Linked DNA regions of Homo sapiens: region 2 is linked to region 1. A link is an interaction called in ENCODE POLR2A ChIA-PET data of the cell type or tissue named here. Cell type or tissue: PC-9. All regions are shown on one strand. Each heading gives the region's core, and the rest is flanking DNA. Links, peaks and the distances in the headings are about the cores only.

Region 1 (16,550 bases), core at 5,189-13,188:
ATACATATATAAATATACACACACACATATATACACACATACACATGCATATATATATGTATTCATGACTATTGATGAATAAGTTACATAGATGTGTGTGTATATATATGTATTCAGAACTATTGAGGAATAAGTTGCTATATATGTGTGTATATATATTTTCTCTCTATGTAAAATATTTATATGTATTCAGAACATATAAATATTGTATATATAGAGAGAATTGTAAAACAAATGAGACAAAATGTTAATAATTGGTAAATCTGGATAAATGGTATATATAGTTCTTTTAAGTATTCCCACAACATTCTATACATTTGAAATTAATTACAAGCAAAAATAAAAAAGAAACAGTTCTTTCAAAAAATTCATAAAGAAAAAGACAGACTTGATTTAATAAAAATTAAAATCATACGTTTTGAAAGAAATAACCATATTTAAATGTCAAATGACAAAAATGGAAGAACATTTACAATAGGTACAGTTAATATTTATAACAACAAAAGAGGATGTACGAATCAATAAGAAAATATAAATTACTCAATTTTAAAAATTATTAATGGATAGAAAGACACAGAAAAAGAAATAACCTACAATTGCCAATGAATATGATTAGATGCTTAACTTATAACTAATAAAAAATGCAAAATAAAACAAGGTGATTCCACTTTTTGCCATTTTTGGCAAATTTATAGGAATTGATATTAGAAGAAATTGTCTTTCTTATAGAGAGAAGATGACTTCCTTTTTTCTATTCTCATGAAAGAAGCACAGATTGACTAAAAATTCTTCTCTTTCCATTCCCCATCCATTTCACCCAATGAGGATTGGTTAGATTGGACAGAACGATGATCTCCATTGGTCTAAAATAACTAATCTCTTTGTTGAGAGCATTTGTGTGCTAGGTACTACATGGTGTATTTTATATACATAAATTATTTCATTCACCTATCACAATAATTTGTTTTACAAATAATAATAGTATTATTTTATAAATGTTTTAACTTTATCACATATATAAACTAATTAGATGGTAAGAGAAGCAATGCCAATCAAAGGAGGAGTTGGTAATTCATATAGTGCTGGGAATATTGGCTGGGTATTTAGGGGAAACAATTTATTTAAATCCCTACCTCACATCGTAGACCAAAATAAATTCTTGGTAGACTAAAAATAAAAAGTTAAAAATAAAACCTAGAAGAAACTGAAGATGAATGATTATATACTCTTTGGAAGTGGAACAACTATGTAAATATAAAATAATTAAATATGTTATCAAGAGAAGATTAAATTTATCACATGAAAACCTATGTTTATCAGAATCAACTAGTACATATCTACATCATGGACTGATTGCCAGCAATGGTTTGTTTGGAGACAGCTAGGGCCCTGTAAAGAAGTGGCCTGCAGAGATTGCAGGTTGGCACCAGGTGCACTCTGTGTCTCTCCTAATAAGCTACATGTTCCTCCAGGGAAGCTACTGTGTTCTTCTGACCTGTGTGTTTCTAGTTTCTTGCACTGCACCTAGTACACCTTGTGCATTGGGTTTTCTCTTTTGGTAAATTGAGTAAAGGAAAGAATGTATTCAGGTGTGGCCAGAGGAGAATGGTAGAAAAGCACAAAGGCATGTTCCTAGACTGATGACATACCAGGGGTAATGATAGAGTTGGAACAGTTTTATGCTTGAAAGATATTTGATTTAATTCTACACCCATATTTCTACATTTGTTACGAGTGTGGATAAATTATATGAATATTCTTTCATGCCCAATAAATTGTTATTGGAAGCTTGGGAGATGAAAACAAATCAGTAGAACTCTGACTTTCTAGGGAGGCAACTACAACAATCAAGCCCGAGTTTTAACACTACCTGAATGAAATCTTACCATATGGAATCCCTCTTGTTCATGGTTTGAAAAAACTCATAAAGGTTGTCACATTTATTAATTTACACTTAATGACTAATCTTCAGAAACCATTTAATTAATATTATTCAAAAATAACATTAAGTCTTTGCACTTGGAGATGAGGTTTAGAGCCTGAGGGAGCACATTTGGATCAGTTGAGAGTAGGTGGAACAGGTATGAGACTGTGGTGGGATGAAGGCTATGGATGAGGCTTTTCTAATATATAGGAGAAATTCCACCAGATGCAAATTTCGGATCTGTCTTATTCACTTCTAGATGCATCTACCATAGTATTTAATAGGTGCTCAATGATTATTTGTTGAATGACAACTGAGTGTAAAAATAACATGGAAATAAGATATGAAAGTATGGAAGAACTTTAGGCACCAGGACTTCTGCTGGAAGCCTTGATCTGTTGAAAGCAACATGTCTAGCACTTTTCCTAGAAAACTACTTTATTAAAATATAATTCACATGCAATAAAATTCACCCTTTTAAAGTGTGTAACTCAGTGATTTTAAATAAATTTACAGAGTTGTACAGCCATAACCACAATAAATTTTAGAACATTTTCATCATCCCTAAACAAAACTCTCTATATTAGCAGTCCTCATTACCCTTCCCTCTAATCCTGGCAACCACAATAATCTACTTTCTCTCTTTATGGATTTGCCTATTCTGGATATTCATGTAAATGAGATTGTAAAATATGTGGTCTTTTGTGACTTGCTTCTTTCACTTAGCATAATGTTTTCAAGGTTCATGTATGTTGTAGCATGTATTAATACTTCATATTTTTAAAGGCCAAATAATATTCCATTGTGTGAATATACTACATTTTGTTTATCCATTTGACAGTTGATGGATATTTGAGTTGTTTTTTCTTTTTGGCTATTATGATTAATATTGCTATGAACATTTGTGTACAAGCTTTTGTGTGGACATAGGTTTTCATTTATCTTAGGTTTATACCTATGAGTGGAATTGCTGGATCATATAGTAACTCAATGTTTAGCATTTTCAGGAACTGCCAGACTGTTTTCCAAAGTGGCTGCATCATTTTACATTTCCACCAGCTATATATGATGGTTCCAATTTTTCCACATCTTCACCAAGACTTGTTATTGTCTGTTTTTAAATTATAACCATCCCAGTGTGTATAAAGCGGTATCTCACTGTAGTTTTATTTTGCATTTCCCTAACAACTAATAATATTGGTCATTTAAAAATGGTGGCTGGGAGTGGTGGCTCATGCCTGTAGTGAATTCTCCTTGAAAATTTCCCCTTTGTTTCTGGCCAATATTTAAATGATTGGGATCCACTTGGGATGGCTGAGACCACCAACCTTTCTCTCTATGAGAAGAGAATGAAGGTTCCTCCCTGACCAGGGTTATTTCCTCTCTCCAACACTGTTTTCCCTTTATGACCATGACTCTTCTTGAGGTCTCCAGTAGCTATCACTGGCAACCATAGCCAAGGCCCTCCCAAAGGCTCAGTCAGAATGGATAGGGGGTGTGAAAAAAGAAAGCATGGCCTCTATATTCCTGTCCAACTTTTCAGTAATTCTAAAAGTGTGCTAAAGAAAATAAAGTCTATTCCACTTCCCCATGTCCCCTGAAAAAACAGAAGCAAAATGCACAAAATTTCCATACTTTTTCAGCAAAGCTGAATGAGCACCAGGAGGTGCTGCATGTCCCAGTGATTTAATCCCTATTTCTCCAGAAGTAGGAAGAGAAGGTTCTAGATATATGATATAGGGATATGGGAGGATTGTTTCTTGGGTCTCGGTCAAGGAATTAATGTCTGTTCTCTCAATTTATCAATCTATTACCTCCACTCATCAGGTGCCCCCCACCCCACCCCGCCTGCTTTCAAAACAAAACAAAACAAAAGCAACAGCAAAATCTTGTCATTTTTTGTGGGCACGTACACCAATGTCTGGCATGGTGGGGTTTGTCTAAAATGAGTTATATTCCCCAAGCACACTGGGAGGTATGATATGGGGCCATTACCCTCCCAGAAACCCTCCTGATAGAAGGGAGAACCAGCTGGGCATTATTTCCATGTATGTTGTTTCTTTTAGATTCCATTTTGTGCACAACTTTTACAAAATAAATTAAGTTTTTGAGGGTGGTCTTCTTTCTAAGTTTTTCAATGGTGTGTCCTATAGAAGTCATTGCTGGGTGCCACTGGAGACACTTAGTACGTGGACATAGAGAATTGCAATTGGGTGCTAGAGTCACAGGGAAAATAACACAAGAAAGGTAGGCTCCAACTTGTCTTTGGTTTTCCCCTAAGAATACTGAGAAAATTAGGTGGTTACACCCTGTTTCCACTCCATGGTGAGAGACTAGCTTGAAGGATGCTTAAAACTTGGCTCAAAAGAATTGTAGAATGTCTAAATAGTCACTTGTCTGATTGTGCAAATGAGTGATTTATGTTAGAGGAGTTGTACAAAATGCTGATCTTTTTCTTTCCTCTCCTGAAGAGAGTGGAGGTTGGTTACTAGGTTTTAGGAGAGGAAAATGGGATGAAAAACAAAATAGTGCAAAGGCAGTACATTCCATGCATTGCTGATGGGATCTCCCTGGAGTACAATTCAACACGATGCATTCCAGCTTAAAAATGTTCATGCATTTTTATCCTGTAATTCGACACCTAGATATTCTATGCTAAGGAAATCATCTGAGATTCAGATAAACTCTTAAAATCCCACTGCTGATGGGATCTCCCTGAAGAACAATTTGATACAATGCATTCCAGCTTAAAAATGCTCATGCATTTTCTCCAGTAATTCAGGACCTAGATATTCTATGGCAAGGAAGTAATCTGAGATTCAGACAAACTGTTAAATCCCACTGCTGGTGGGATTTCTCTGGAGTAAAATTCAACATGATGCATTCAAACTTAAAAATGTTAATGCATTTTTATCCAGTAATTTAACACCTTGATATTCTATGCTCAGGAGATCATCTGATATTCAGATAAATGTGTTAAAACCAGATATTTTTAATAAAACTTTGTATATAAATTAGAAATCACTTAAATGTTTAATTAATAGGAGAATGGATGTCATTAACATAGTCACTCAAATAATTCTTATGATTGGAATTTTAAAATATGAAGAAGAAATATCTAGGTTTAAGTATTAAATGTTAAAAGGACACAAAATTACAAATTAGTATGAGCTCAGCTATGTATAAAGTGTGTGTAGAGAAAAGGAAATTGTGGATTTTGATGGGCTTACAAATTATCTTTACTTTTCTTTACGTTTTCAGTATTTTTAATATTGAAACATTTTCTCAAATGACATGTACTATTTAAAATTCATTTGCACTCAACTACCCCAAATTTTCTACCATCTCCCTAATTCAAAACTTTTATTGCTTTGACAATTATATTCTCAATTATACGATTATTCTGTGGGTTAAAGCTGGTTCATGGGAACCCAATTTCATGCTTGCAAGTTGCATGCCACTCGTTCCCTCAGATCCTCTTATTACCTGGTTTATAGGTTAGGCATTCACAACTTTAACACCCACAGCACCATAGGGCTTTCTCATATAGTGGGGTAGGGTCTTCATTTTTAATATAATTGCAGACAGTGTGTGCTCCCCAAGTTATGATCCTCACTCAATCATGATGCAGGATGGGTTTTTGTAGATTTTGAGTGTACTGTCCTAAAGTTACACTTAGAGACAGGACCCTCAAGAGGAGGAGGCTTTTTGTGGAAATCCAAGGGCATGGCTTTGCTTTAAGACTGCAAATTGAACTAAATGCCCTCAAAATATCTCAGAAAACCTCCAAGCATGCATTATTTTTCTTAACCAAATATGAACCACGTTTTGAAAAAGAGCTGATGTTGTTCTATGATGATAGGTAATATCTAGTGAGTTTTGCAGGTGAATGAAGTCTTCTGAGGTATTTGTACTGAGAGAAGTAGAGGGAGAAAGAGACAAGGAAATGGGATGGGGTGGGACAGAGGCAAATGGGGATGGAGGAGATGAGGAAGACAGAGGTGAAGAGAAGGAACAGAGACAGAAGGGAAGAGGGGAGAGACACCTTTTGTTTATTTGCTAGGTACAGTCTGAGATGCCAGAAGAAAAAATAACTGGTGAGGATGCTCAGGAAATTATCCTAGACAGCTGTGGAGTTGCAGTCATGATAGAGTAGCTAATAACAGTTGATAATACCTGAAAAGTCTAGCTTCACACTTGACTGAGAACCTCACAGTTTTGTCACTACTCAATTTATTTGATGGTGTGCATTGGGATAGGCGATGAAAAATATTCCGCTTGGGTTTTGTGTATTCTGTTATAAATTATGAACTCATGTGTTACACAGTGGCTGGAGGGCTCTGTAAGTTGTTTAGGGAGAATAAGGGACAGAGATATGACACTTCCTCTTTACTAAGGCTCTAACCCCTAACCTGTGTTTTTCCCACTGTTCCCCTCTAAAGGAGAGGCCCTCATGGTGGAACGGTTTGTTCTAAAGGAGTGATAATGTAGAGATAATCACTTTAACTTAAAATTCATTGAATTGATGGCCATAAATGCATGTCTTATTTTCCCCTTCATATGTTAATTGTCCTGATTCACAAACCTGTATTTAAAGTGACAGAATAGCTTGCTCAATGCCTCTCCTTATAAGTTTTCACAGGCTGTAGGACTTGCCTGGTTCCTCCTCTGCTAGATTGATTTTTGAATTGACTTTATCAGAGCACAGACCTTAGCTGGGGACAGCCCTCACTGGCTTCCAGGTATGTGCTGGGAGGTGGACAAGCTATTGTTGGTAGAGATGCCTCTGGGGGCTAGTTGTCCTGGTAGTGAAGCTATATGTGTTGCAGGTCTTCATTCTTGGGATCAGAGAGTCAGGGAGGTGCTAACGTTATTTTGCTACTTTCTTTTTTAAAAACTTTTATTTTAGGTCAGGGTGTATGTGTGCAGGTTTGTTATATAGGTAAATTGCATGCCAGTGGGGTTTGGTGTACAGATTATTTTGTCACCCAGGTAATAAGCACAGTACCCAAGAGGTAGTTTTTCGATTCTTACCCTTCTCCCATCCTTCACCCTCAAGTAGGTCCCAGTATCTGTTATTCCTTTTTTATGTCCATATGTTCTCAATGTTTAGCTCCCACTTATAAGTTAGAACATGTGGTATTTGTTTTTCTGTTCCTGTGTTAGTTCCCTTAGGATAATAGCCTCCAGCTCCATCCATGTTGCTGCAAAGGACATGATCTTGTTCTTTTTAATGGCTGCACAGTATTCCATGCTGTGTATGTACCACATTTTCTTTATTTAGATCATGCTGCTACTTTCTAGCATTATGATTATGAGCAACTTAAGGCCTTCTCCAAGTCCTTGTTTTCTTATTTGTCATATTGGGATAGTAATGTCTCTCTTCCTGACTTATTAGGAATGAATGAGATAATGGGTATGTAAGGGCCTGTTACATATCAGGTCCTTGAAAAATGTTTATTGTATCTAAATGCAGGTCATCTAGTTGGACTGTAAGCTCCTATTGCATGAGGCATCATAAGTGCAGGGACAATGGCAGTCCCCTTTACTAAAGGCTCTAACCCTAACCTGTGCCTTTCCCACTGATCCCTTTGAAAGGAGAGACCCTCGTAGTGGAATGCTTCATTCTGAAGGAGTGATAATGTAGAGATAATCACTTTAATTTAAAGTTCATTGAGTTGATGTATATGCAGTGCCTGACACATTATAGGCACTTGATACATAATTGTTCAACAAATGAATGTCTAGGCTGTTATTTTACTGTAATACTGAAGGGCATTAGGGTTTTGCTTGGGGTTAAGATCTAATCAAAACATACATTTTATTTATTTATTTTTATTTTTATTTATTTTTTTTTTTATTGAGACAGAGTCTCACTCTGTTGCCCAGGCTGGAGTGCAGTGGCGTGATCTTGGCTTACAGCAACACCTCTGTCTCCCCAGTTCAAGTGATTCTCCTGCCTCAGCCTCCTGAGGCAGGGATTATAGCCTCCTGTAGCTGGGCTTACAGGCGTGCGCCACGACACCAGGCTAATTTTTGTATTTTTAGTAGAGATGAGGTTTTGCCATGTTGGCCAGGCTGGTCTTGAACTCCTGACCTCAAGTGATCTGCTGGTGTCAGCCTCCTAATGTGCTGGGTTTACAGGTGTGAGCCACTGCGCCCGGGCAAAATGTACATTTTAGATTTAAGAAAATATGTTTCTTGTTAGCATATTACAATATTTATTGTATGTAAATAGAGGTTATATATCTAGGATATAAAAACTTCAAAGGTTTTAAAAACCATGGTATTTCATCATTTAAAGCAGGGATCAGCAAACTTTTCAGTAAGGGGACAGATAGTAAATATTTGCAGCTTTGCAGGCCATGTGATTTCTTCTCCACTACCACTGTTCAACTCTGTCATTGTAGAGCAAAAGCAGCCATAGACAGTAATAAATGAATGGATGTGTTTCGTTCCAATAAAACTTTATTTACAAAAACAGGCAGAGGGCTGGATTTGGCCTGCAGGCTGTAGTTTGTAAGCCATGATTTGAAGGATGAAGTCCTCATTTACAGTTTTGGAAGAAATAGATAATGTTATAAAGATTTGGCTAAGAAAATAAAGCTTTGTGCAATACTAATTCTATGTAATTATATTAAAAACGTGAATAGTTGTAAACACATAAGAGCTTGGAAAACCATATTATTATTCTTATTTTTTTAAGGGCGAGAAAATTGAAGTTTTCATGATGTAGTTGCCTGAGGTCTCAGGCTAGTAAGATTCAGCCCAGGGCCTGCTTCTTCTGATTGCAAGTTTACTGCTTTTTCTATGTGTTCTTTGCTGTCTCATAGCTTTGCCTGTCTTTGATCTCTATGTCTCTGTCATATTGGGGTGGACAGCTGACATTTTTTCAATCCTGGAGATGTCAGTTTTGAAGCTGAAAGAACTAAGGGCTTTGGATATCTTAAGAGTGATTGCAAGTTTTGAAATGAGTTTGTGTTTTAGTCTTTATTGTTGTTTTAATAGATTTTTTCCTCTTTTTATGTGTTATAAGACTCTTAAATTTGGAGGATACAAGATAAACATCAGGAAAACTGTCTGCTTTAGATAAAAGATGCATTTTTTCATTAGGTTGAAAGTGTCTATGCTGATATTTTTCCTATAAACATGTTTTCTTTTCTCAATATTGGGTTTTAAAATTAAATGACAAAGAGCCCCTTTGTAATATTTCAAAAATACTGCCTTTATCAGTAGGGGAATATTAATCATATCATTTTGCATCATAAACTGGCAAAGACTTTGATTGCTGAATCATTCTGGCCTCCTTAAATTTTTAATTCTAGGCAGAAAAAGGCTAATTGCTGAAAGATTTATTGATTGGCTCATAATTCTTGCTGAGTTGTAACATACCTAGGAGGAATCATCTAGCTCTATACTTGATGAAGTAAACATTATTTTTACGGCCTGTTGACATAGAACTATTTTTTTTTTTTTTTAGCTTGCCTTGAATAGCACTGTCAGGCTAGTTGACCTCCAAATTTCTTTCAAACCCTAGTGTAATTCTCTGGCACTTGAAGTCACGGGTACTAGAGAGGCTCGCTTTCTTCAGCCATTCAGTGATATATTACATGTGTAAAGTACCAAATGCAGCTTGACATTTAGTAAGTGCTCAAGAAATTCTCATCCCCTTGTTAGTGATTTATCAAGCTACCTTAATGTTTAGCTACATTTAGTGTCAGATTTCATCTTCGCTCATTGAGCAATCGCACCACACCAAATTTTTAGGCTTGTAGGGCACAGTCATCTGTAGTTAGATCTTTGTTGAATTATTTAAGAGGATAAACAGATGCAAATCTAGATTAAAGACATTCAAACAAGTTTATACTCTTCTCAGGTACCCAGAAGCCCAGTGAAATTTGAATATTATCCCCCAACAGTAACAGATGTGACACCTACTTCCAGGAAGCCAGGCAAGAACTCATCCTGTTCTGAATATGAATGGTATACCCTTTTGGAAAGGCTATGATGGGCAACATGAAGTAGTAATCAATGACATAAAATATTAAATAATTCACGTGTTAAAATTTTCCAAACTCTTGCAAATCATAACCAATGACTAGACTGGTTTTTAGAATTTTGTGGAAGAATTTAGAAAAAAAAATAATTATTTTCAAATGATCAAGGAGTAAAGAAAACTAACAGCACGTTTCTTTTCTATGCTTACTATTGATAATTCAGAAAAACTCTGGATGCTTAGTCATTAATTTCCACTGGTCAATATCTTATAAAACTTGTTTTATTTATACACTAGCTACATAAGTAGTTTATATTTTCCATAAAGGCCATCTCTCCATTTTAGAAAGTTTTCCTTTGAATTTCTCTACACCTAATGTATTTGTAGGGTCATGGTTCAGATAATATTGTTGTCTGACAACAAGTTAGAAAAGGAAGATAAAGGGCTCAGTAGGAGAACCAGGTCAGAGAGGGGTCCTCGTTTGTCCTTAAGACATGTCAGTTCCTGGAGTTTGACTCTTCCTAGCTTTCTCCTAGTTGCTCCACACTTTTTGCCCTATCCACTGACCCTCATGTTTACAGTCAGTAACATAACACGATTGTAGAGTGCTAGAACCAAAAGTAACATCAGAACATGCTTTGGCTAAGTTTAAAAAGTTTTGTGTTTTCAGTTGTAAAATATGTGTGTCAATAATCAAATAATAATTCTCATCCCTACCACACACCTACTGCAGGAAAGCAAAAACTTTGAAGTAGCTTAGAGCACATTTTGCAAATCCTATGTAATAACTTAGAAAGATTTTAGAATAATGCAAAAATTCAAATATAAGAAATCATCTAAGACAATGTGTATATGAAGTAAAATACATTTCTGCTTCATGGTCTTCTAGTATAGAAATTTGAATTGAAAAGTGTGAGCCAAGTATTGCTTTGAGGGCTCTATAAAATTGGAAAGAGCAAAGAAAATATAAGCATATTAAGTTAAATATTCAATGTAGTTAAAAGCATAGCATTTGTTTTAAAAATATATGCCACTCTTTTCTTTTCCCTTTAATCTATCAATGATGATTTTACTCTGGATTCCAAAATGGCACTGGAAAAGTTCCACAGAGGGAGGGGCAAAGTTGATATATTTCCATTCCCGACAGGGTGTGGAGGGAAGCTTACCTGACCAGCTGTTAGCAGCAACTCTGAGGGCAAGAAGGTAAATGCTCGAATTGCCTGATATAATTTTTAACAATGAACACTGAATTGGAAAACCATTTTAAAGGATAGAAACCCAGAGGAGATGTGATTGAAATAGAAGGATATACTTGTTTTTATTAAGTCAAATACTTAAAAAAAGTGAGTTAGTTTTATGATGTTTTGGATTTTCTGCAGATGTGGCAGTCATCACTGGGAGATATTAACAATGCTTGTCACCTCGCTCAGCCCCAACCACCTGGTCAGATGCCTGATGTATATGATTGATTTTTTTAAAATGTAGATGTTTGAATAACTTTTTAAACTTTCACATACTTGACATATTGTATTTTATCTTTTAATGAATTATTTCTGAAACATAAGATGGTATAATATTTAGAATATCTATATTTTAAACAATGTGAGTTAGATTTTTTTTTTTTGCACCATAAGTTGGAAAACACTTTCGATGGTATTGTTCACAAGTATTTCTTTGTTTTTAGATATTGGTTATTATTTAGTTTGCTGTAACCTGGTTTGAATATTTGTTCCAGCAGAATAGCATCTATTTGTGTAAAGTTTGAATTTCATTCTTGAGTTGTTAGTAGCTTTGTGGGAATTATAGAAATTATAAGACATGAAATATTTTTGGAGTATAAATATTTTTCTTCCTACTATATATAGGAAAAAACAGTTTTACTCAGAATATTTTGGGTTGTTAGAATGTCTATCTTGTCTAAACCTTTACATTTTTACTATAAGGGAAAATTGTAATAAATGAACTTTTTCTTATACAGTAAATGAATTTTTTTTATATTGCAGTAAGTGAACTTTTTCTTATATAGTAAAAAATTAATAAAAAGCTGATTCTCTTATGCAGAATCTCTGTTAATTACAGCTTCCTGCAGGATATATAAAGTTAATATGAAATGCTAAATAGTCTTCTAACATTTCAAACATTAGGATTATCTACAATGAAAAATGGGCAGATGACAGCAAATCAATCCATAAATATTATGAAGGGTTCTCATGTGCTACCATTGTGTTCTTCACGGATGGGTACAAGGATGAATTAAAAACACTGAACCTACCTTCAAGACAATTATGATTTGGAAGTAAAGACATCAGTATAAAAAATAATTACCTTACAGTGTGATAGAGGAGTTAAGGGAAACAAATGTTGTATGGTTATTGTATACAGTGGTGACTAATTAACTCTTTAGAGGGAGAGGTTGGAGGAAAGTGGAAGAAGGTTTTACGTGTGTAACAAAGCCAGAAGGAAAGAAAACAAGCAAAATAGATCATTTGTTGATACCTCAAACACCATAAAAATGGAAAAAAATACCTTTAAAAAATTAAAAATGTTACACATTTCAGATAGTCAGTATTTAAAAATGTATCTTCAAAGCTAACAATGTAAGTTAAAATCTTACAGGAAAGATTTTCTTTCTTGTAAAAAATTGAAAGTAGATGAGGTTTTAAAATTAAGTTGAAAATACATTACCCTCAAGGTTTTGAAGTGATAGAAGAGAGTGCCAGAAAATATTGACAATTTTCAGTAAATAAGAGTAAAAACAATTCTATAATAACAATAAAGAAAATAAAGGAAGGTAAAACAGGGGAAATTTTTTTAAAGAACAAGTTTGAAAAACATAAAATGTTTATATAATATGAAGAGTTCATAATGATCCATAAATAAATGATCAAGACCTCAATAGATAATTGAAAGATGAACAAGAGACAGTTAATATGTGAGAATTTATAAAGAGAAAAGAACACATGGAGAAACATTCAAATGTTAGCAAGTATCAATGCCATGTAAATTTAAAAATAATACAATTTTCTTTTTATTTTTTAAGTTATTAAGAATGGCAATAATATCTGAAAAAGGTGATTATGATATAGCAGTTTCATCTGTAACTTTTGGCTGACAGTATGAAAGTTAAAAATCTTTATAATATTTGACCTAGAAATCCCATGTTGAAGAAGATACTCTGAAGAAATAATATGAAGGGAGATAAAAGCTATATTTATGACAATGTTTATCGTAGAATTATTCATATTAATAAAAACTGGGAAGCTAATTTAAGTATCTAGCAATATGATGTTAGTTTAAACATTTAGATAAGTCAGTATAATGAGATATTATAAGGCCATTAAAAGAACATCTATGAAGACAGTATTAGGATAAACACTTAAGATGCAATTTGAAGTGAAAACAAGTGAACATAAAATGTTCATATAAACAGGCACGTACACACACATCAATGCAGTGATTGAGAGATTGGAAAGCACACGGAAAAATAAAGGCGATTTATTTTTCAGTATTGTGAGGGCAAAATTCCTCATTACTATTATTCTGCCATCTGTATAACAAATTAGACCTTGAGAATAAAATTCCTTCTTCTACTTCATTAGAAGTTAAATCGTGAATCCCTTACTTGGAAAATATTATAGGCAAAAATATGATAGTATTTGTATTGATATAAAATGAATTTTTTTCTTTTTCTTCTGACTAAGAACTGCTTATCTTCTCTTTCCTATATAGCTATGGTCAGTAGGAGGTGACATTGTGGATAGTACATGGGAGCTATCATGTAAGTCACTCCCAATTAGGCTACGATTGTTTGCAATCTATTTAGGATACATTTGCACAGATTTCAATGCAATTTGAGAAGGATTTTTTGAGTAATTTTTCAGTCTAGAGAAGCAACCCCCATAAAGATTGTAGGAATCTTTGGAGGACAAACTGGAGCTTGAGATGTGCCTTCCAGAGAGGGAGTTCACGGCCGTCCTGAGATGGACTCTCAGTGCTAGGAGGTCCTTTCTACAACCAGTGGTCTTGGTAAGAGACACAAACAAGACATGGACCTGCTGGTGACATCTGCATCCCACAGAGCCACATGGTGGTCACTCAGGACATGGCTTTTGTGAGCACAAGTGTTATCTGCTCCAGAGGGTGGCCTGGTATAGGAGGAAAGAGGTAGCTTTGAAATCACACTGAAAGAACTGATTTGCACACCACTTGTGCCACGTAGTGGTTGGAAGTACAATGAAAATTATTTCTAACTTACAGGATTTTTTGAAAAATAGAGACAATATTTGTGAAATGCCAGACATATCACAAGCTCAAACTGAACAGTAGCTATTAGTAGTATAACATCATTGTGGATAGAGTTAGCACCAATTACTTAAGCTGAATGAATTTTGGGAGACCTTACTATTTTAAAAGATTATTTCAAGTCTGTTTGAAAATAATGATGACTGAAGTAAATTGCATACAAGTTTTTCAAGTTGTAGCTCACTAAGAGGCAGCCTGTGTGAGCAATTGCCTTTAGACTCAATCAAACAATAACTTCTTTGTGTGGTGGATATTTTCCAGAGTAAACACCAAATACGGCCTGTGAATGCTTGGGGAGCATTCCCTAAATGCATCTGGGGCCAAAATTTCATTTTGAAAAATTTCTCTTCAATTTTCCATATACAGTACTCTTAGCTATTGTGTTAGGCACTAACTTGCAATGTCTTAAAATTAAATGCCATGTTTAGTAATACATCTACAATACATTTTAAAATTAAACTTTATACATATATACCTGCATGAACACCCACACACACATTAATACATAAGTGCATAAGAAATAAGTGTAAGCTTAATGTGTAACCAACACTCCAACCAAAAAAGGAACCAGTACCAGCTTCCTAGAAGGCTCCTTCATGCCTAGTTTACATGGTGTCCTGAGGCCGGCTCATACCAGCTCACAAGAGCTGATTTTGTGCATTTTTCCCAACTCTGGGTACAATGGTGTCTTGCTGGCAGTTTGAAATTAACCTTAATGGGGGTATTTACACCATAGAAATCAGCAAACATTGTGAATCATGGATTTTTGTTGACTTTTGTGTTTTGGGAGACAGTCTGCTACTGTCCCTACCTGTGGCTAACCACAGTTCTCCCCACTCATTCCTAAGGATAGCCACTCTGTTGACCTCTAAAACTGCAGATTAGTTTTGCCAGTTTTGGAACTTTATGTAAGTGGAATCATACAGTATGAAAGTTTTCGGCCGGGCGCGGTGGTTCACGCCTGTAATCCCAGCACTTTGGGAGGCCGAGGTGGGCAGATCACGAGGTCAGGAGATCGAGACTATCCTGCCTAACACGGTGAAACCCTGTCTCTACTAAAAATACAAAAAATTAGCCGGTTGTAGTGGTGGGCGCCTGTAGTCCCAGCTACTCGGGAGGCTGAGACAGGAGAATGGCATGAACCTGGGAGGCGGAGCTTGCAGTGAGCCAAGATCACGCCACTGCACTCCAACCTGGGCGACAGAGCGAGACTCCATCTCAAACAAACAAACAAAGAAACAAAAAAAACAAAAAAAAGAAAGTTTTCAGGTATGATTTCTTTTTTTTCTTTTTTGAGATGGAATTTCGCTCCTGTTGCCCAGGCTGGAGTGCAATGGCACGATTTCAGCTCACTGCAACCTCTGCCTCCCAGGTTCAAGCGATTCTCCTGCCTCAGCCCCTCAAGTAGCTGGGATTACAGGTGCATGCCACCATGCCTGGCTAATTTTGTATTTTTAGTAGAAACGGGGTTTCACCATGTTGGCTGGGCTGCATGTATGATTTCTTTTACTCAACATTATCTTATGATGTGATGTGAGATCCATGCTATGTGTTTATTCTGCTGATGATGGACATTTGCGTTGTTCCTGAGTTTTGGCTATTATGAAAGTGTTGCTATGAACATATTTGTACATATTTTAAAAAAATTCTTAAGGTGATTTTGCTACATACCTTTGAGAAATCTCTCTTACAATTACATTTTGGTATTGTAATATTTAGATCTCTGCCTTTCTATTTCTTGCTAAAGTGGTCCTATTTTGAATCCAATTGATTTGGAATTTGTGATTTAGTCATTACTGTTTTCAAATTAGTGTCCATGTAAAAGGCATTATTGAAATGCCAGGGATTTGGTCTATGTCCTATTGCTCACCGCACAGAGAGGCAATCACTGAGACAAGTGTTGCCAGGGAAGAAGGCTTTAATCAGATGACGTCAGCCAAAGGGATGGGGATAAATCTCAAATCATTCTCCCTCAACTTACTAAAATGGGAGGTTTATATAGTGGGGAAGAAATGTAGCTACATATGGGAAAATAAGGATTAGGGAGGGGAAAGAAAATAATCAAGACGAGTGTGGGTTCTGCTATCTCTTTGTGTGCATGCCATGATGTGAATTTCAGTTGCTTGATACTCTCTGGGAGGCCTGCGAATGGGTTTCCTGAAGAAGTAATTCAGATACGACAAATGTAAGTTTCAAGCTTTAAGACCAGGAGGGTCAATTTCTATGTTTATTCAAAAAGACCATAAACTCATTTCTATGGAAAATTAGGCTGGTTTCAAAGGGATTTTTGATGAGAACAAGACAATTAATCTTAAATTTCTTTCTCTT
Region 2 (16,550 bases), core at 3,670-11,669, 72 kb before region 1:
CTCCAGTCTTTTTTTTTTTTTAGACAATGGAAGGCAGTATGGTATTTGTACCATCTCACTGAGTTCTGAATGTGACTTTGACTTTATTTCTTACTAGTAATTACTTAAATTTCTAATATCACTTTTCTCATTTGTAAAATGGAGATCATAATACATAACTGACTGATTTATTGTGAGGTTTGAAAGAGATAATACATATATAATTGCTTTGAAGAAAAGGCTGGGTAAACAATAACAACTAATAAACTGCAAAGCACCATAATTATGCTAATATGTGTTGTTGGTCATATTAATGATATTTATTTAATTTGAACTATTAAATGTATACTCCACTCTTTGAAATCTTAATCTCCTTTCTCACTATGAGTAAATTTCATTTTATTCTTGTTTTTCATGTTATAAGACACCATAACCCAAAGGTAGAAAGTGAAAACTTCACATAAATTGTGTGTGTGTGTGTGTGTGTGTGTGAATGTGATATGGTTAATGATTCTTAATTCTTCTCAAGCTTTAAAGACTATCAGTTTTTCTTCCAATTAAAAAATCTTGAAATATATTAATACAAATACAGACAAAAAATTTTCTGTCTATCCCTACTATTGAGGTAAAACCAATCTCTCTGAGGTTTGTAACTTCACTACAGCCTTTAGAGTACAAAAATCATGACAGTTAACATTTTTTGAACATTTACTGGTGGCAGGCAATATTCTAAGCCTTTAGCATGTATTATCTCATTGTGTCCTTGTTATAACCCTATGAGGAATTGCTAATGTCACCTCCATTTTACAGACGAAAGGACTGAGGCAAAGTGAAATGTACTAATTTGTTCAAGGCCATGGTGTCATTAATGGCAGAGTGGGAACCAGCCAGTCTCATGCTAGAATCAGCGCTGACCATTGGACCAACTGTGGTTAGTGCAGAACCTGCCAGAAGCTTGTGATTCTGAAAGTGTGGTCTGTGAACAACCAGTTCTGAACCACCCAAAGGGATTCACATTCCTGGGTCTCACCCTAGACCTCTAAATCCCAGATCTCTGAGGATTGGGGTCTGGAAATGTGAAATTTGATTGTACTTCTTCACCTGTCCTCCACACACATTATTCCTTCTTGATTCTGATGTGCAGTGATGTTGAAGGACCACTAGCATAAGGATCTTTATCTAGTTGGATAAAAAAATAAACCTTTGATTTACTTGCTGTAATGTTTAATTCTTTCTTTATAATTCAAGATATTAAAATAGCAACACCATCTATCATGGACACCACCTCCTGTCCTAACAATCATTGTCTGCACTATGACATTGTGAGAGGTAATTGATTGGTTTCTACTACTAGACTAGGACAAGTTTATTTAATGTGTAGTGTGAAAAGAACTTTGTGAGTTCTAGGAGAGGGAGTAGGGATGTACAGATAAACTGTGGTCCCTGGCCTCCCCATGGCTCAGGGTCTAGACAGGAACCAGGCATGAATGCAAATAATATAAAGGGGTCTTCAAAAAGTTCATCAAAAATGTGTATCATGCAAAAACAATGCATGGATTTCAATTTTTTTGTATCAAAATAAACTCATACTAACTAGTTACAACATGTCTAAACAGGATCTAGTTTGAAGTGCTAAGAAAGATACCAGTTTGAAAAGAGCCCCTATCAAAGCAATGTGAATTCTGCTAAAATTGAAACAAGAGCAAACATCAAATTTGTGGTGAAGCTTGAGTGCAAGAATGGTGAAATCACTGATGCTCTGTGAAAAGTTTACGGAGACAATGCCCTAAAGAAATCAGCAGTTTACAAATAGATAACTCATTTTAAGTAGGGATGAGAAGATATTGAAGATTGTGAAGAAAAAAATTCACCTTGTTTGTGCCCTAATTGAAGAGGACTAATGATTAACAGCACAAACAATAGCTAACACCGTAGACATCTCAGGTGCTTCAGCATACATAATTCTGATTGAAAAATTAAAGCTGAGCAAACTTTCTACTCGATGGGTGCCAAAACTGTTACAGCCAGATCAGCTGCAGACAAGAGGAGAGCTTTCAATTGAAGTTTTAAACAAGTGGGATCAAGATCCTGAAGCATTCTTTGAAGAACTGTTACAGGAAGTGCAACATGGCTTTACCAGTATGACCCTGAATGCAAAGCACCATCACAGCAATGGCTACCAAGAGACAGAAGTGGGCCAGCGAAAGTGGACTGGTCAGGAGCAAAGGTTATCGCAACGGTTTTCTGGGATACTCAATGCATTTTGCTTGTTGACTTTCTGGAGAGCCAAGGAACATTACATCTCCTTATTTTGAGAGCATTCTGAGAAAATCAGCCAAAATGTTATTTAAACACCAGAGAAAGCTTCAGTAGAGAGCCCTTCTCTACCATGACAATGCTCCAGTTTGTTCCTCTCATCAGATGAGGGGACGTGTGCGAGAGTTTCCGTGGGAAATCATTAGGCATCCACCTTACAGTTCTAATTTGGCTCCTTCTGACTTCTTTTTGTTTCCTAATTGTAAAACAACAACAACAACAACAACAAAAATCTTTAAAGGGCAGCCATTTTTCTTCAGCAATAATAAAAAAGGGACTGCATTGACACAAATTCCCAGGACTCTGCTTTCCTCAGAGATGGACTACATGGCTGATATTACCACCTACAAAAGTGTCTTGAACTTGATGCAGCTTACGTTGAGAAACGGAGTTTATATTTTTAATTTTTCTCTTTATAATTCAAATTTTCCATGAATTTTTGAAGTCCCCTCATATGTGGGAGTGAGTGAAGAGACAGAAGTCCAGACTGGGACTCATGAAGAAGTGTCTGTTCTCAAGTTTCTATGGGGGGCACTCTTGGAGCTACAAGTGAATCTCAGAGTCCTCCATGTCTGGGAGAAATTGAAATTGCTGGATAGAAGGACTCACTCTTAAATCCCATTTTAGGAGGCAGAGACCGGGACAGAGTTCTCATCTGCAGAGTCTAGCTCAGTGCTTTACATACCTAGCACAGGCTGATTCATACATCTCCCCCGCCCCTGCCAAATGACCTTCGAAGACTTCATGAAAATGTCCTCCCTTCCCATGGGGTGGGGAGGTGATGGGGATGGTTAATGTGTACAAGAAATAACTAGAAAGAATGAATAAGACCTAGCATTTGACAGCACAACAGGGTGACTATAGTCAATAATAATTTAATTGTACATTTAAAAATGACTAAAAGAGTATAATTGGATTATTTGTAACACAAAGAATAAATGTTTGAGGGGATGGATACTCCATTCTCCATGATGTGATTATTACACATTGCATGCCTGTAATAAAATATCTCATGTATTCCATAAATATGTACACCTACAATGTACCCAGAAAAATAAAAACTAAAAAATTAAAACAAAATTCCTCCCTTTCCAAGTAAAGCCAGCTGACTTTGTGTTTCTGAGGCCTGTAAATTCCTGCATTCTCTCTCCTCTTGAATTGGATCCTGACATCACATAGAACTAAGTGCTTATTAGAGGAAAAAGTATTTCATATCAATATATTTCTATATAACAATTATAAATATATTTCATAATTGCTATTATATATAAACATATATAGTTATATATTTTATATAATATAAATATATGTTTTATATAGTTATATATTTTATATAATATACATATATAAATTTTATATATTTTATATAATATACATATATAAATTTTATATATTTATATATTTTATATAATATACTTATATAAATTTTATATATTTTATATAATATACATATATAAATTTTATATAATATACATATATAAATTTTATATATTTTATATTTCATATAATATATATAAATTTTATATATTTTATATAATATACATATATAAATTTTATATATTTATATATTTTATATAATATACACATATCACATATTTATATATTTTATATAATATACACATATCACATATTCATATATTTTATATAATATACACATATCACATATTCATATATTTTATATAATATACACATATCACATATTCATATATTTTATATAATATACACATAGCACATATTCATATATTTTATATAATATACACATAGCACATATTCATATATTTTATATAATATACACATAGCACATATTCATATATTTTATATAATATACACATAGCACATATTCATATATTTTATATAATATACACATATCACATATTCATATATTTTATATAATATACACATATCACATATTCATATATTTTATATAATATGCACATATCACATATTCATATATTTTATATAATATGCATATATCACATGTTTATATATTTTATATAATATGCATATATCACATGTTTATATATTTTATATAATATACATATATAACATGTTTATATGTTTTATATATTTATACATTTTGTGTGTGTGTGTGTGTGTGTATGTATATATATATTTATTTTTTATTTTTATTTTTTTAGAGACAGAGTCTCACTCTGTTGCCCAGGCTGGAGTGCAGTAGTGCTATCTTGATGGACTGCAATCTCACCTCTTCCCAGGTTCAAATGACTCTCCTGCCTCAGCCTCCCAAGTAGCTGGGATTACAGGCACCCGCCACCACGCCCAGTTAAGTTTTGTATTTTTAGTAGAGACGGGGTTTCACCATGTTGGCCAGGCTGGTCTTGAACTCTTGACCTCAAGCAATCCACCCTCCTCGGCCTCCCAAAGTGCTGGGATTACAGGCATAAGCCACTGTACACGGCTGTATTTTTTATATTTGATACAGGAATAGGCTTATTTAATCTCAGATTAGGGTCAAGAATATAACGTTTAACACGTGGATATAGTATGTTTGTTAAGAATGCTACCTGGATTTAAATCGGGTTCTACCATTCACTAACGTTGTGACCTGGGGGAAGTTACTCAATAGCCCTAGGCATCTGCATGTTTTTCCTTTTCATTTATAAACTGGGATGAAAATAGACCTTACATAAAGTGTTACTGCAAAGCATGTATAAAAGGTCTTCCTCGTATGACTTTAAAAAATGCTCACACAAGGCGCTGTGGGTGTATGTTCTTCACCATTTGGAAACAAGGTTTGGACTTAGTGGAAGCAAGCTTGCTTTAGCGAAGAGCTGCGCTTCTCCTTGGCACATTTCAGTTGCATCACCTATCAAGGCAGAGATCATGGCCTGCAACTGAGTCAGCACACTGGCTGATGGTACAGAGGAGGAGAAGGGAGGAGGAGGGAGAAAGAAGTCAGGCGTGTTCCCATTTGAGCAGCTCTCCCCTGCGGGGGCTGACACTCTCGGAGGTGCTCCTGAGCACCCCAGAGCCCCGGGCTTGGGCTCTCCTCAACCCGGCTCACCTGGGGTGTGGGTGGCGGTAGGGGTGGTGTGCCAAGATGACGTGCTCATCTCAGGACGACGTCAGCTTCTGTTGTGCAGCTGAGAGGTCTTATGCCTCACAAAGATGCTCTGGAATTTCCACTGCTTAAGAAATGCAACTTTTTAATCATAAGAAATGATATATGGTGATTGTTGAAAATTTGCAAGATATGCCAAGGATATGGAAAAATAATCTTTAATTTTGCCAGCCAGAAATAACTATTATTAAAATTGTTTAGGCCAGGCGCGATGGCTCACACCTGCAATCCCAGCACTTTGGGAGCCCCAGCCGGGCGGATCACCTGAGGTCAGGAGTTTGAGACCAGCCTGGCTAACATGGCAAAACCCCGTCTCTACTAAAAATACAAAAATTAGCTGGGCATGGTGGCACATGCCTGTAGTCCCAGCTACTTGGGAGACTGAGGCAGGAGAATCCCTTGAACCCGGAAGGCAGAGGTTGCAATAAGCCAGTAGAAATTAGGAGCTTCTGCTTCTTGTTATAAAGCACTTAAGGGTTGCTTAATTTTGTATTAGCAAATTAGATATTTAGAGGACTTGAAGAAAATATATAAAATAATTTTTTTTTGAGACGGAATTTCGCTCTTGTCACCTACGTTGGAGTGCAGTGGCCTAAGGGATTTGTCACTCAATTTTTTGCTCAGATATGCCTTTACGCATAGTATTAAGCATTTTATTTATTCATATATATTTTTAATAGAGACTGTGTGTTGCTGTGTTGCCCAGGCTGGTCTCAGACTCTGAACACAAGTGATCCTCCTGTGTTGGCCTTCCAAAGTGTTAGAATTACAGGTGTGAGCCACCGCGCCTGGTTAACGAAGCATTTTAGAGGCAAATTGTGCCACTTCTACTATCTGGTTTTGGTTTAACTCTGGGGTCCTGTTTAACTCTATTTTTTTTCACTGTGGTCTTTTTTTTTTTCTCTTAAGTTTGCTTCTTAGAAAATTTCACACAGCCTGTTTTCTGTAATATAGTACAGTTTATCATTTAATATAAAATTTCTTCTAGACAAACACCAGAAGTTGAAAAGACAAAAAGTATGAAATAAATCCTCAAAATAGAGTAGTTAGGAAAAAGAATTATAAATCTGGGGCTTTTAAAATAGTTTTTTTTCCATCTCAGTCAGAAACTTTAAAGCAGTCACTTTATCTTCCCTGACTCAGTTTCTCCACAAGTGAAAAGACATAATAGTCCACAGTGACTAGTTAGGATCCTTTATAGTCAACTGTGAATGGCTGGAAACGTGGACAGCTAATATGATTCCACTATTGTATGGGAGAGGCATCATGTGAATTAGTGGGAATCACCTTTATTAGTGAAGAAAAAAATCACTTGATGATTTGTAGGAATCCGGGGAGAATGCTGAGAATTTGTGGCTGAAACTTCTCTTAGGAAAAGAGAGAGATTGAGTGAGAGCGAGAGCGAGACAGAGAGAGAGAGAGAGAGAGAAAGCGAGAGGCACATGCTAGAACAAAGCTCCTTTCATTTGTTCCTGGGAGTGGCTGGGTGTGTCAAATCATCCCTCAGCCTCGATGCTGAGTAATCAAGTATAATATTTGCAAAGCTTCAACCTATAGGTAAGAAAAAGCACCAACAAAACAGTCTCCTAGGTTATTAAATATTTAGTCCAATGATTACTTGTGTTGAACTAGAGGAAGTTATTGCTTCATACAATTGTATAATGAATGAATGAATAATTCATTCTTTGAGCTATGTATCTCCCCTCCAAAAAATCTACTCTTTTAAATATATAGTCAATAAAATGGTTTTTGTGGCAAATAAAGAGAGGGGAAAACATTATGGATTATTTTTGAAATTATAGAGCAAATGCTTTTTCCTACAAACAGGTGTATTCTTTGTCACTAAATTTTTTTAAATAAATCATTTATTTGGTTGGGTGCGGTGGCTTACGCCTGTAATCCCAGCACTTTGGGAGTCTGAGGCAGGTGGGTCACAAGGTCAGGAGATCAAGATCATCCTGGCTAACAAGGTGAAACCCCGTCTCTACTAAAAAATAAAATAAAAAAAAAATTAGCTGGGCATGGTGGCGGGCGCCTGTAGTCCCAGCTACTTGGGAGGCTGAGGCAGGAGAATGGCATGAACCCAGGAGGTGGAGCTTGCAGTGAGCCGAGATCGTGCCACTGCACTCCAGCCTGGGCGACAGAGCGAGACTCCGTCTCAAAAAAAAAAAAAAAAAAAAAAAAAAAAAAAAAAAAAAAAGAATCATTTATTTTACAAATGTAAAGTGTTTGGGATGAATCAGATGTACTGGTCTTCATATACAAAGAGAACTGGAGGAAAGGTAGCTGGTATTTAAGGAAATGTCAAACTGACTTCAAATTTTGGGTTGAATTCATCCTTAGTTGAATTCCTGTCGGGTAGGGTTATTTCCCACTCATTCATTCTCTACCCACTATGTGCTAAGTACCCACTATGTGCCAGATACTATTCTAAGTTCTTGGACTACATCAGTGAAAAAAACAGACCAAAAAAATCTGCTTAGATTTCAGCTGAAGGAGGCCATCAACAGTAAACATAATAAGTGAATTGTATAGTATATCATATAGAAAACTATAAAATCTGGCCTTATATCTGCTTCTTATAGGTTCAAAGTTCATCAAGAAGAAGGGAGATCAAAAATACTCTGGAGTTGACTATTCATGGGCCCACATAAAAAGCTTTTCATGAGGCAAGAGACTGAAGATTATAACAGGATAATAACACCATATTGTTATTTTTATGTTGTTGCTCTCTGAGTTATTAGTATGAGTAGAACCTTTTTTCTTATAAGTCTGATGCTTCTAAGTCCACTTGTTAACATAATTGACATGACAACTTTGTTCTTTCCAGGCATTTCCTTCAGGATGTATGTTTTTTTTTTTTTTTTTTTTTTTTTTTTACAGTATAACAATTAGTGTAGGTATCTGACTTATAGAAATGCAAAGCTAAACTGTAGTCGGCTTGAGATCCATAGTTAGGTCTTATTCTGGGTCTTGCCCAGGGTCTGACACACTCAAAAAATGCTTATTCAGTCAATCACAGACTCCAATCAAAATGTCCAGTTAAAACAGGGAAGCAGAGTAGAAACCTATTGAATGCAGAAGACTTTATTGAGGCCACTCTTTCCTAAAATTAATCAGCAGGCATGTTCTCCAGAAACTAGTTTGAAATTCTGTAATTTAAAAAATGTGAACTGCTTGTATAACTCCATCCTCTCCCACTTTTCTGTTTTCTAGTGTCTTTTTAGGTAGAATTCTAAAGAACTTAAAATTTTGGCTGCCGTGGAAAAGAATATTACTGGGAAATGGGTCTTCTCAGTCAAATAGAATCACAGTTTTAATACTCTTTCCACTGAATGGGAACCACTTTTTTTTTTCCTGCAATTTTGCCTAAATCAACAGTGTGTTTTGTCAATGATGTTACACCTGAGACTTGTGAGTCCTTGCCTTACTTGGGTTCAATGAGAGGGTGAGAACATTCACGTACAGGGTCTGACCTCCAGAGATACTTCAACAAGTGAAAGCTTTTGACAGGAAATGTTCTGTTTAATCTTTTGTTAACATATCTGTCCAATATACCTTGTATCATCCCAGCTCTGGACCTCCGTTCTCAGGCTTAAATGGTCTCCTGATGTCCAATGATGCTGCCTCCATGATCCTTCCCCAGTCATAGCCAGACTGAAAAGGTCACACCCATCTCTGAACTACTTTTGTCATTTGCACCTCTCTTAAGTCCCTTATTACATGCCTCCAGATACTTTCTTTTGTTTCTTGTCTTCCTACTGTACCCTTTGGGGAGAGGGAACATGTCTTATAGCCCCAGTCGAATGGTGCCTCTAATTTTCACCCAGTTAGAATCACCCAAAGGCATTTCACTTTGCTAGAACTTCCTTGGGTATTGTTGAATTCCTGTCATTGGAAATGTTTCTGCCCCGGTTGAGCAAGCACTGAACAGGAGTGTTTTAGAGGGAATTAAAACTTCAAAAAGGAGAATAGAGAGGCTCTACCATTTAAATGCAAGTCGCTTGAAATCTGTAGACCACAGTAGCAAGCACGAAGCAGGTATTCAATAAATGTGGTGAATTCAATGTCAATAACATGCTCCAGTCTTTTGTCCACTATTCCCCGAGCCTACCTAACCAATGGGCAAAGTGGTACTAATTGCCATCATTAGGAAGCACATGCTATGTGTCAGAAAGTATGTAAGAATTGTCTCTTCATCCATCTCTGTCTATATCTCATTTTATCGATCTTATTGACAAATGAGAACTATATATAGATCTCATTTTACAGATGAGGAATCTGAAGATAAAGGGATTAAGCAATTTGCTCAGGATTTCTCAAGCAATGAGTGGTTAGACTTAGTTTGCAAATTTATGACTCTGCTCCCAAATTCTCATTTTCCCTCCTACAGCTGGATAATAGAATTTTTAAGAAGCATCCTTCCACACCTCCTCACCTATGACCTTCCCTCCACTTGCTCCACTGATGCCTAAAATTCTGTTTTTGGAGTTCACTTAGTTTATGACTTTGATTCTGGTTAACATTAAAATACCCAGGACATGGGGGAGGGGAAGCTGTTATCAATCTTAGTTTAGTCAGTTAATATAGCGAGTTGCTCTTATTCATTACTCAACAAGCACTTATTGACTGCATACTGTACATCAGGTCTGTACCAAGCTTTGGTGTTATAAAAATGAATGAAGTTTGGCACTTACCTTTAACATTGTTGTAGTCACATATAGGAGAATGTAAGAGATTATTATGAAACAATGTAGTAAATGTACAATAGGGAATTCTAGATAAGCACAGCAGAGAAGCAACCAGCTCCGTTTCAGGTCCTTTCCTGAGACTGATTCGGCTGGAAGGGAGTAGGTCCCGCCAAATGAAGAAGCTGTGGGAAGACAGGAGGACAAGAACAGGCTCCACGAAGAGATTTCAGAGCAGAGCTGCGTACTCCTTTTTCTTTTTGTTTCTTTTGCTCTGTCACCCAGGCTGAAGTACAGTGGTTAGCTCACGGCTCACTGCAGCTTTGACCTCCCAGGCTCAAGTGATCCTCTCGTCTCAGCTTTCCAAGTAACTGGGACCACAGGCATGCATCACCACACTAGGCTATTGTTTTACATTTTTTGTAGAGATGGGGTCTCACCATGTTGCCCAGGTTGGTCTCAAACTCCTGGGCTCAAGCAATCCGCTCACGTCAACCTCCCCAAATGCTGGGATTACAGGCGTGAGCCACCGCGCCAGGCCTGAGTAATCCTAATCACAGGATTTTAAAAAGAAACTTCCTGCGCCACCCATTAAACAATATCTCCTACCAATTTGGTAGTAAATATTTTGCTAATAGTACCTAATTTTTAGGTAGGCACTGTGTTTATACATATATCCATTCCTTCTTTTTTGATTGTCTTTCTGTTTAATGGGCAGCTACCTCTCTTGGCATCTAGCAGAATGAGCTGCTGCAGTTTACACAAAAAGAATGGAGATCAGAGTACTTTTTGTGCCACCAACGTGTCTGAGAAATTTGTAGTGTTACTATCATCACACATTACTTTTATTTCATCGAATATTTCACCTTCCGGTCCTGCGTGGGCCGAGAGGATTGCCGTACGCATGTCTGTACGTATGCATGTAACTCACAGCCCCTTCCTGCCCGAACATGTTGGAGGCCTTTTGGAAGCTGTGCAGACAACAGTAACTTCAGCCTGAATCATTTCTTTCAATTGTGGACAAGCTGCCAAGAGGCTTGAGTAGGAGAGGAGTGCCGCCGAGGCGGGGCGGGGCGGGGCGTGGAGCTGGGCTGGCAGTGGGCGTGGCGGTGCTGCCCAGGTGAGCCACCGCTGCTTCTGCCCAGACACGGTCGCCTCCACATCCAGGTCTTTGTGCTCCTCGCTTGCCTGTTCCTTTTCCACGCATTTTCCAGGATAACTGTGACTCCAGGTAAGCAAGGTGGGGTAGCAGGGCTGGTGACTTCCTTTTTTCAGGGAAATTCATAAATATCGTTATTTGAGCTGATTTGAGATGGTGAACAAAATGGACTTAGGTCCATTTTGGGGCTGTTTTCAAAGACGGGCTGTTGGGTTGAGTACTGTCGCCTCTCATCCCCCATGTTGGCAGTATTTCCAGCTCCCAACCCTTTGAGCACCAGGAACACTGCAGAGGGAGTAAAATCACTTAACCATACAAGGTAAGAATATGAAGAAGTCACGTGGCTCGGAGGTTTTGGTGGTAGAGGGGTGCAACCGTGATTCACGGAGGAGAAAATACTTCTGAGGACATTTTCAGGCCTACTTTGGAACTCAGAATGAATTTTGCAATGCTAGTTTCAGAAAGGGTGTGGTACCCGCAAACTGGGGAAAGTTGAGAAGTATTGGTGGGTCTGGCTGGCTCTTCTCCCTGGCTGACGTTGTAAGGCTGAGATTTAGGCATATGGACTGCCCTTCTTTTTGGCATTTTTAAGCATCAGATCGCTGTTCATCTACTTGCAACTGCATTCTTCTAAGCGGAAATTATTCTCCCTTCAGTTTTCTGGGTTTCAGCATAACTTTAAACAAGTTACACATTTCAGATGCATATTCTTGGACTTATAAATTGTAATAGCTGCTTGTAGTTTCTTACTCATATGCTGTACACTTTTTCTTATGGCTTCATTTAAGCATATCATACTAAAAACCAACATGCCAGGCTATTCCAGAGACTTGTAACCAGATCCTCAGAGCTGGGGGCTCTTAGACATATTTCAGCCCAGCCCCCTCATTCTGTAGATGAGGAGCAGAACTCACAGAGGTGATCTGGTGTCCAAAGGCACACAGCTTGTAAGTAGCACCGCTGAGATCAAATCAGGCCTTCACACTTGCAGCTCGGGATGTTTCCACAACACCGTGGGTTCTGTTACCATCTTTTTCATCCCCTACATCTCCCGGGAGGTTTTCGATAATGGGTTCCAAACCTCAGTCCCTGTCAGTTAGTGTAAGTGTTCGATGAGTTCCTTCATGGGTGGAGATGAAGCCTGTCTGAGGAAAGGAGTCTCCAAAGGAAATGAGTCAGCAGGTTTATATCTTTGCTTCCTAACGCCTTGAATTGTGCCACTTCAATCCCTCTGGGTTGTGGATTGACTTTGGGGCTATGCAGTCTCAGCGATTTGGGCCATTCTGGTGTGGCTGAGTCTGGCTGTAAGTTTACTGCTTGGCAACAGTGGGCTGGGTCAGTGGTCAAGATCAGGCTTCTAAAGAGACAGGAGCAGCTATGATGCTTCAGAGCAAAGCAGACGCCCCCCTGCCATGGGAAATTAAAGCAATTACTAATAGCTGTATTGTACTTTCTTGCCCACAAAGCACTTTTCATATACATTGATTCACTTAATCACTTCGTTTAGTCCTCATAGTCTTTCACATTGCAGAAACTTCAAAATATCCTATTTTCTTAATCCTGCACATCCTTTGCTCCTCAAAGACTTAGAATGTGGACAACAGAGGTTGTGTTTTTTGGCATTCCATTACTGATATTATAATAGGCAAGGTTTCTCATGGCATTCCCTAAGGACTGGTTATACCAAATACTTGAGAGATGTTTTTCACCATGTCTTTCCATCTTTAAAATGAGGCAGGCCAGGCTAAATGATATCTACGATACTCTGACACAGTAAAAACGTAGTTTTTTTTTTTTTTTTCTTGAGATGGAGTCTTGCTTTGTCACCCAGGATGGAGTGCAGTGGCACGATCTTGGCTCACCGCAACCTCACCCTCCCAGGTTCAAGTGATTTTTCTGTCTCAGCCTCCCAAGTAGCTGGGATGACAGGCACGTGCCACCACGCCCGGCTAATTTCTATATTTTTGGTAGACACAGGGTTTCACCATGTTGGCCAGGCTGGTCTCGAACTCCTGACCTCAAGTGATCTGCCCGCCTTGGCCTCCCAAAGTGCTGGGATTACAGGTGTGAGCCACTGTACCCGGCCAAAAGTTAAGGTTTTAAGGGATGAAAAAACTATACTCATAGCTCTGTTTAAATATGCACGCCCGTGATGTGTGGGTGAAGAGTGTGGTTGATGGTCTATAAGTAAAATGAACATATATTGTTCAAATCAGGATATGTTTGAGAGTAAACGGGGCACTGTTATCAATGTCAAGACAACAGACATAAACCAGGATTGTCCCAGGCAAAGTGGGATGTATATATCCTACCCACAGGACTTTTTTCTCACCTAAATGGTCTAAAGACAAAAAATGTGAGGACCATTGGCTCAGATGCATAAAAAACTTAGGAAATCTTCATACAAAGACCAGTGACAAGCTATAAGTCTAGAGAAGTGAGCACGGCCCTACCCCCAGCCCAGTACATGCGTCTCCATTCACTGGGGCCTCTCTGAATTGAGTCAGTTCTCCCTGTCCCACGTTTTTGCAAGGCTAACTCCTACTTATCCTGTAGGACTCACCTTTAATGTGACTTACTCAGTTGTCACTGTCTCTGAGGAGGTGTCACTGAGGTTTCTAGTATGGGGGGTCTGTCACTCCTGGGGATCCCATAGTGACTTGGGTGCTCATCAAAACACTTAAAACAGTCATCATACCACTAACTGACAGCTCCTTGGAGGCAGGGGCTATGTCGTTTTCACCTTTTCTTAATGCTTACCCTGACACAAATTAGGTACTCAGTTAATACTTACTAGATGAAAGCAACATCATACCAAGAGTTTACAACATAAGTGGCAGAAAGGGAACAAGGGCTTCTTCAAGTAGGAAAATCATAGGGAAGAAGTTTTGTGTCGATTGAACAAACCATGCAGGATATGTTGATATCTTCAAGGGGAGACTTCAGGACATGCAGGATTTTTGGAACTCGAGAGACTTCTGAGAGAACAAATGCCAGCAAAGATGCAATTAACAAGAAAGCAGGTGATCAGGTGTGGCGGGGAAGTGCCAGGCTGGGAGCTAGAAGCAATGAATTCTAGGTCTGGTTTTGCCACTCTCACTCCCTGCGTGGGTGGCCTGGGAGACTCACTTCATCTTTGTCTGCCTCATTTTCCTCATCTGTAAAATGAAGAGGTGTGGCCAGCCTAGATCCTCTCCAAGATCTTGTCCCACTTTCAAGGTTTATAATTTGCACAGATTGCGAAAGCAAGGTACTTGGAAATAAGTTCTTAAAACTGCATTTGTATTACTGCTTGAACTTCCATCTATCTCACTTTCCTATGGTTAAAATAAAGTTCCTTTTAAACTTTTAAGTGCTGAAAGATGTAGCGTTTTCTACATTGCAACTATAAACGAAGTTCTCCTTGTTAAAATGGTTACAGGGTTTTCACAGAAATGGAAGAAGACCCTTGTGACAAGGCAACAGAATGAAAAAAAATTTGTAGCAATTTTAGCACTTTCAACAGAAGTCATTAGGCACATTAAATTTATTATATAGGAATTGCTAATCTCTACTCTGGTACTTGCAATTTTATAGCATTTGATCATGCAAAATGGTCTGTGTAGGAAGTTTGTATTTTTTCCAGGTCATGTATTGTTAACATTGCTGAGGTTTGTTTAAATGCTTTGATTGTCTTGCAACACAGTCATGTGGCAACTGTGGCCAAAGTCATCTTTTGAGCTACCTCAGACCAGATCAACTTTATAGTGTTTTTAGGTCACTTGGGACTAATCACAGAGCCACTGATCAGATTTACCGGGCAGTATTTGATTGATTACTTAGTGGGTGATTTTTTGCAACTACAACCTTTTCCATGTACAGACCTTTTCTGTTTCCTTTAGCCAGCATCAAACAATGCTCTTGCCACTGGGACCCCAGATACTAAGGGCTGTATGACCTTCCCAGACATGAAGGAGAATTTTCTGAGAAAGGAGCCAGTCAGCATAGGAACAGGAAGGCAGATCTCTTTGCGTTCATGCACTGAGGATTAGCATGCAAAGGAAGGGACTCACTCAAAGGGAAGGTCCGCCAATGGTGAGAGAAAGCCCCAGAGATGTTAGGATGTCAGATGTGCACTGATTTACATCTCCAACAGGGACCTGGATCTAAGCCTTGAATTGCAACACAGCATTAATTGTATTGTGTAATTAACTACACTAAAAGCCACAATGATCTTGTATCCACAATCATTTAGACTAAATGTATCTCAAAATGTTGTGACAAGTGAATGAATAATGCTTTAGTGAAATAAAATGGTAAAATGAACATCTCCTCACCATTTGATCCACTCCTAAGATCCATTTGTAGGTGTTTGCAGCCAAACTCCCTCAGCACATTAAGATCTTAAACACCATCTTTCTATACAAAGGAAATCACTAAAAGTATAGTTTGTTATTGACTATGCAAAATTATTCTAGTTTCTCTTGGAGGATAATAAATACGTGCTTGGAGGAGCTACTTGTGTTTGTTAAAGCAGTTTGTGTGTTTTCATATTATTATCAGTGCGATTAGCTCTCCACTGGTGGAAGTGTTAAGAAGCTTTCAGGGATCTGGGTTTAGGCTTCTCTATTTGGTGAAGAAATAACTCATTACTTCTTGTACATGTTGAGTTTTACTTGTAGATGAACTTGGCATTACTAATATTAAATGTGCTGTGGAAGGAAGCCAGGTTTCCTATTCTGAAAGTCTGTCCACAGATTCCCCAAACCTTTTGTGAAGAGTTTCTTTATGTTTTCCCAGTGGCAGGCACACTGGGTGAAACACTCAACAGGCTTTCATTTTTGCCTCAGTATACCCTGCTGACCTCAGTATACACCTAATGCCAGTCACCTTTCCCTGGGGTGTGATGTCACCTGTAGGCCCTTGCCCCTGCCCTGAGGGGAGAAGGAGTAAGGTTGTGGGCTTTAAAGAAAAGTGAGAGGCCCACCTGACTTCAGGGGGCCTCGTGGTATATTTGCAATGGGAACTGGCCTGAGCGCATGGCTGTACTTATCAGGGACATATGGAGAAGGAGGAAGCCCATGGAAATGACCAGTGAGCATGAACAGAGTCAATAAAACATTATTTTTGGATAATGAACTCGCTTTTTCAGACTCTGAGATATAATCGATTTAAGTCCATCCTACACACAAGCCATATATCCCATAAAAGGGAGAATTCTGAAGAAATGTTTAAAGACCAGGAGTCCTCTCCTCCATCTTATTCTCGTCTTTGCATTCTGAATTTGTGTCCAGGTATAAGGTGCAAATTGCAATCCTATTCATCATGCCTTTGACTCTTGACACAC

What was found. Peaks named below come from ENCODE experiments on the same cell type or tissue, not always from the same donor. Only the 100,000 strongest peaks of a DNase experiment are listed, where the experiment ranks them.
Region 2: POLR2A ChIA-PET joins it to region 1 with 18 read pairs; 3 of 35 experiments call an interaction of 5 or more read pairs at or near these places.

Annotation. Positions count from the first base shown.
Region 1 is chr18:63,535,827-63,552,376 of GRCh38, forward strand. SERPINB12 (serpin family B member 12) reads left to right here and starts at 6,543. Exons shown (of 8, transcript NM_001307928.2): 1 at 6,543-6,666. In PC-9, for the core only: no CTCF peak of the experiment used is centred there; no DNase peak of the experiment used is centred there.
Region 2 is chr18:63,465,750-63,482,299 of GRCh38, forward strand. It overlaps SERPINB5 (serpin family B member 5), which reads left to right and starts at 11,209. Exons shown (of 7, transcript NM_002639.5): 1 at 11,209-11,296. RefSeq lists enhancers at 1,436-2,635, 9,958-11,157. In PC-9, for the core only: no CTCF peak of the experiment used is centred there; DNase peaks (open chromatin) are centred at 6,872, 11,102 and 11,572; H3K4me3 peaks cover 1,941 bases; H3K27ac peaks cover 4,444 bases.